Linked DNA regions of Homo sapiens: region 2 is linked to region 1. The links are chromatin loops, found by intact Hi-C in ENCODE. Cell type or tissue: dorsolateral prefrontal cortex. All regions are shown on one strand. Links, peaks and the distances in the headings refer to the core of each region. The heading gives the core; the rest is flanking DNA.

The links. A loop is a pair of places that touch in the nucleus more often than their neighbours do. Peaks named below come from ENCODE experiments on the same cell type or tissue, not always from the same donor. Only the 100,000 strongest peaks of a DNase experiment are listed, where the experiment ranks them.
Region 2: a loop joins it to region 1, with 4 times the contacts of the local background. A loop is called at or near these places in 5 of 110 quality-filtered maps.

Annotation. Positions count from the first base shown.
Region 1 is chr16:78,234,182-78,237,094 of GRCh38, forward strand. All of the region lies in intron 5 of WWOX (WW domain containing oxidoreductase), which reads left to right. It overlaps WWOX-AS1 (WWOX antisense RNA 1), which reads right to left. Exons shown (of 4, transcript NR_184272.1): 4 at 481-816. Among named protein-coding and RNA genes, the nearest start is that of WWOX-AS1, 6.1 kb to the right of the region's middle. In dorsolateral prefrontal cortex, for the core only: CTCF peaks have their summits at 1,206 (motif pointing left) and 1,412; a DNase peak (open chromatin) is centred at 1,200.
Region 2 is chr16:78,489,363-78,492,275 of GRCh38, forward strand. The region is part of intron 8 of WWOX (WW domain containing oxidoreductase); the gene reads left to right. It overlaps WWOX-AS2 (WWOX antisense RNA 2), which reads right to left. Exons shown (of 2, transcript XR_007065129.1): 2 at 1-2,913. Among named protein-coding and RNA genes, the nearest start is that of WWOX-AS2, 9.2 kb to the right of the region's middle. In dorsolateral prefrontal cortex, for the core only: no CTCF peak of the experiment used is centred there; a DNase peak (open chromatin) is centred at 1,709; H3K4me3 peaks cover 1,160 bases; H3K27ac peaks cover 1,568 bases.

The sequences.
Region 1 (2,913 bases), core at 192-2,691:
TAAAAACCTTTGTGAATGTTAATATACAGCCTTTATAAATTTGAGGTATAATGTTCAAAATGCTCTAATCCCTAAATTTTCCAGTCTAGGTTATTATACTTTTATGACTATTCATTTTGATGTAGGCCTTTTAAAATCAATTCCTCCCTGTTATTACAATGCTGCTTTATGGTATTTGTGATATATCATATGAATATACTTGAGGGTCATGAGAAGTTCATATGTGTGTGTGTAGTGTGGGCCCCAGACTTTCGCCATACCGCTGGCTAAAGTGGCCATGTTTTTGTACGTCTCTGCAGAGCTTACAAGTTATTCAACAGCCAGATTTCTATTCTGATATGCCCTTTTAGTTTTCAAAGCATCGAAAAAGGGTAATCTTTAGAACCGAAGTATTTGGAAAACTCCTAGACTTGAATAAGGTATTTTTGAATTTGAAGAGCTAAGAACCCATCAAATCAAAATGCTAATAATTCTTCCAAGTCAAAAGGTAACTCTCATTTTATTATGCATTGACCACCATTCACTTTCTGTTGGACTGCTTTTGGAAAAAGAACCACAAGTCTCTATTTTTAAAATAGAGGTACAATGATAAAACAAAACAAAACAAAACAAAAAAACAACAAAAAAAAACCCACACAGGTCTCATCAGCCAAGGGATTTAAAAATCAAATTTAACTTCAAAAAACTGAAGTTGATATAGCAGGATCTTGGAGATGCAGTTTCTTCACTTTTCTTTTTTTTCTAACTGAGGGATTAAGGATATAAACCCAACTTCAAATTTCTTTCTGGGTGGTCTTGAAAACTTAACAGTAGGTCCTGTAAAGAGGTGGGGGAGAGGAAAAAGAAATCCTTTACTCTCATCTGCTGGTTTTAAAATGAGAAAAATACACACACACACGTAATGATGTTCGTGATGTTAATGGAGGGAAATATCATAAATAATTAAGAATTTAAAATTATTATAAAATATTTAGTATTATTGTTGTTACTGTTATTAGTAGGAAGGGGCCTTGCCATGCTTCCTTTCTTCAAACAGCTCAGTACTTTAAAATCGAGTGTGGCTGTGTTTGTCAGTCGTGGTTTGTGTTCTTTGATTTGTTCTGCATGTTCTTCTTTTGGAGAGGATGTGTCACTTTGCCAATCTTGGTCCTTGCTGTTGTCTGGTGGAGGGAAACAAGCCTGCCAGGCCGGCTCATCTGACCCCTGGTGGCAGGGAGTGGAGGTGCACTCAGGATGCTCTTGGGGAATCATAAAGGAGGTTAAAGAAAGGGACAGCAGAACCCTGACAATCCTTGCCCCTAAGCATGGAAAAGCCTCCGGACCGGGTCTGGAGTGCAACAGAGGCCCCTGACCTTGTCTCTAGCTCTCTGTCTGCATCTTCAGCGTGGCTTCACTGGTTTCTAAGTCTCTGGTGTCTTTTGTCTTTTGCAGCCGGCTTGCAATTGCCTCCTTCTAACTCTCAAAAGGATGCATGGGATGGGTTCAGTGTAGTCACTGTTGTGCCTTTTGGACAAGGCTTTCCAGCCAGGCCACCCTGTTTACAAGGCTGTCCTCACGTCATGGGCGCTCATATTGTCCAGACTAGATGGTCAAGGTGATTGGGGGAAGGAAGTCACAGAGCCACCAATTACTAAGGAACTGCCCAGAGATCCTGCCTCACTGGGAACCTGTGAGTGGGCTGGTTTCCCCCAGCAGAGGGGCTGTAGCATAGCAGGTACCCACAGGAGCCTGGGCATGGCCTTTTTCTCTAAAGGGCTGGATAGTCAATATTTTTAGCTTTGTGGGCTTTATGGTCTCTGTTGCAACTTCTCAACTCTCCTGTTACAGCAGGAAAGCAGCCACAGATAATATATAAATGGACGGATGTGTTCCAATAAAACTTTATTTATAGGAACAGGCAGTGGGCCAGATTCAGCCCGTGGGCCATAGGTTGCCAGCCTCTGACTCTGGTGTTCAGATCACAGACTTTGGATGTCTCATATCTGAATCTTTCTAATCTCGTGATAGGGCAAGGTAATTAAAATGTTAATACGTTAGTTTTCTCACTGTCAATGTGTTCTATGACATCATTTATGCAAAGCATACAAAGCTGAGAATAAAGTCTCAGCAAATGCTAGTTTCCTGGCCTCCTTATACATACTTACAAAGGATGGTGGGAGATAGTTTGAGATTTGAGGCCTCTGAAGAATAGGTGTTTTTGTGATGATTTTGGCTTTTCAGTTTGACAGTTGGCTTTGCTTTTTTGACAGACACATTAAGAGCTTCAAGGGTCATTTCATGGTTTGTCCTTTCCATGTCAGGGACACCTTTCACGTGGCCATTTTAAGCACAGGAATTGCCTTCAAGTAGTTTACTCGTACGAACTTGTCTGTAATCATCTTTCCCCATTTGGATGGTGGGTTGCCCATTTTAATTCAAGGTTTGTCTAATGTGTTAGTGCATATTCTTGGCTCAAGCAGGATAAGACACTAGTAACCATGAACCTGTATATCAAAAAGCGTGACTAGAGTTTCATAGTTAAACATGTGCTGAAATCCACAGTGGACACCAGAGAGGGTCATGGAATCTGGGAATGGATGACTTGTCCCATGATGATAATATCTGTGTTCCTACGGCTGGGCCCGGTGGCTCACACCTGTAATCCCAGCACTTTGGGAGGCCGAGATGGGAGGATCACGAGGTCAGGAGTTGAAGACCACCTTGATCAATATGGTGAAACCCTATCTCTACTAAAAATACAAAAGTTAGCCGGTGTGGTGGTGCATGCCTGTAATCCCAGCTACTCAGGAGGCTGAGGCAGGAGAATCACTTGAACCCAGGAGGCGGAGGTTGCAGTGAGCCGAGATCACGCCATTGCACTCCAGCCTGGGTGACAGAGTGAGACTCCGTCTCAAAAAAAAAAAAAAAAAAAAA
Region 2 (2,913 bases), core at 199-2,698, 260 kb after region 1:
TTTACTTGGCCAAATATCCGAGTGTGGAAGCTCTCACTGTGAACCTGCTAACATACATTTCAGTGTCTACAAAATGTCTTTTGAGAGAAAACAGCAGGGACATTCGTGAGCTCTTTTTTTTTTCTAACCACTTTCCCAGTGAGACTTCAGTTTTCATTCTCCCCTTAGCAGCTTTCAAATATGTACGTAACACAAATGTTACATGTTTGAGCATTTAAACTGAATTTGGACAGGGCTTCTATTTCCAGAACCTTCTAACTCTATTTCTTTGTGACCTGATAGTCTTGCTCTCCAGGGTAAAAGAAGAGGATGGAAATGGCTGTGGGGCGCCTGAGCTGGGCCCTGGCATGATGGCAAGATGCCGTTCTGGGTTCACTGGGATGGCTCAAGGGGAGTTTGGAAACCCTCCTAACATGTCATCTGAAATCTGGGACCACAGTTCCGGCTGGAACACTTGTCACTAAAGCTGCTGATAAGCAAAGGGTGTATCACTGGTATGGGTAACAGTTGTGGGAGGAGGAGGGGTCTGACAGATAGCCGGATGATTTTAATGTTTATATTCCACTGGGGTAAGCTCTAACAAAGACCCATCATTTCCCAGATAACCAATTCTTTTAAAAGAACATCTGTTGAAACTGGCAATTTACATTCTTCTTAAAATACGGAGCGACATAATTAACCCTCTGGGGAGACTAATATTAGTTTATTAGAGACAATTTCTAGTTCTGTTTATTTTTAACACTAAACGATTTGTTCAGATTGGGGAAAAAATTTTTTTTTTTTTTTTGGTTGTGGTGGCGTTGGCTTTTACTTGGGGTTGACCTTTCCTTATCAAGGACGTACAAGGTGAATAGCTGGGTGATAATATATGGTCCCATGATCATCAACCAAGCACCAACGGAAGCCTTTTGGAAGTGCACAGTATTGTTTAACACACAAATAACTCAGCGTTTAGTAACTTTCAGGTACAATCAGTCTATTTTAAAGGGACCTCATGTGTTATTCATGTATGTGCACATGTGTTTATGCAGTTACCTTTGTCTTCATTGATTTGGACTCCTTTGGTGCTCGTAATTGGTGAAATTCTCTTGTGATCATTGTTGTAGTTCCCGCAAATCTATTTACGGTTTTCACAAGGAGGTCACGAACATGCGTTGTTTTCAATGCTGGGCTAGTTTCAGACTTCTGGCTTGTTGTGGGACGGAGGAGAAAGAAGACAGGGCATTTTGATGTGGCCCAGAGACCAAATGAAACAAACGATCCTCTGATTGCTCAGATGTCCTCTTTGACTTGGAAAGCACCCACGTGAATGTTGAACCATTTGGCCCTCAGTTCTCCGTCCTGCAGCAAACTGCATTGACTCCTGTTTTCTACACAGTGGTCTTCAGCTACACCTTACCAAGCACCCCTTACCCAGCAAACGTGGCTTCTCTTCCCCAGGCAGAGCAGTCCGTTACTTAGACTAGGAAATGGCTCCGAGAAGCTCACCCATCACCATTTGCTCTACTGCAAAACAGGACTCATTAGCAGGAGCTCATAAAATGAAACTGGCAGTGAGCTCATATGGAAGAGGCATCACGGGCAACTCGGCTTGGCTCACCAGCCCCTGAGCTGCCCCCGAGTGACCGCTCCAGCCTTCTTTCCTTCCACCTCTCCCTCTTGGCCAACTTCATGCTTCAGCCAAAGTGAACTGAGCTCACCAGGCTGAGTCATCTGTGCCAGCTGTGCCCTCTCCCCGAGGCTGCCTGCCATGCTCGTGCTTTCTTGTCTATTGGCAAAAGGCTCTCCATCCTTCAAAATCCAGCTCTTGGCCTCATATCTTCCACAAAGCCTTCCCAGACCTTTACTCACCTGGGCCATTAATCACCTTCCCTCTCAGTCAGCTGCTACACCATGAGTGCTTTTGTATCGTGACTGTCTGGTTACAAGGTCATCTTTTCCCCTGGATGAGACGCCCCTTGGGGAAAGGACCAAGTTTTATTCCCTGTTTAACCTTGGCCTGACAACCTAATAGGTGCTCAGTGAACAGTTCTTGAATTTAATTCTCTCCCTTTCCCCACACTGATGGGTATTTAAGCTCCAGTGGTACTCGATGTGTTGTTTTCTTTGTTCTTTTTTTTGAGACAGGGTTTTGCTGTCACCCAGGCTGGAGTGCAGTGGCAGAGTCTCTGTGCACTGCAGCCTCCGCCTCCCAGGTTCAAGTGATCCTCCTACCTCAGCCTCCTGAGTAGCTGGGACTACAGTTGTGCGCTACCACACCTGGCTACCGTGTCTTGTTTTCAATGCAGTATATAAGAGGGTGCATTGTGTACCTGTGGGAGTGATTACAGAATCCCATCAAAATGGGAATCACTGACTGAAAACTGGAGTTTATTTGTAAGCTGGGAGATGGGAGCTGAATTTGAAACCCCAGGAGAAAATAGCATATAAAGTCATTTTAAATAACTATCATTTGCAGAGGAGGGGGGCACAGATGCCTCCAGTGGCCCAAGACTCCCCTTTACACATTGCCGTTCCCTTGCCTTCTACTCCTCTTTTCATTACCCTTATCAAGATTCTGCAGCCCAGGGTGCTGCTTGTTGATGGACATCTTCACCTGACTTTCTCCCTGGTCCAGGTGCATTTTAAGCATGGAAGGTGACACTTGCCATTCTCAATGGACAAAGGGAGTGGGGGTGTGGGGGTGTGCTTTGGGGTTAGTCTCTGGGTTTTCGAAACTTAGCATTCTCAGATTCCCAGCCAACTGGTTTCACATGACAAGTAAATGAGCAACCTGGAAGATGAGTGGCGTTTCCACACACAGGGAAGCAGATAGTTCCATTAGGTGACAGTGTGTGCACAGTTTATGGAGGATGAAGCGGGAAACCTGAGCCACAAGGCAGTAGAGGTTGGACGAGACACTCATTCCGAAGG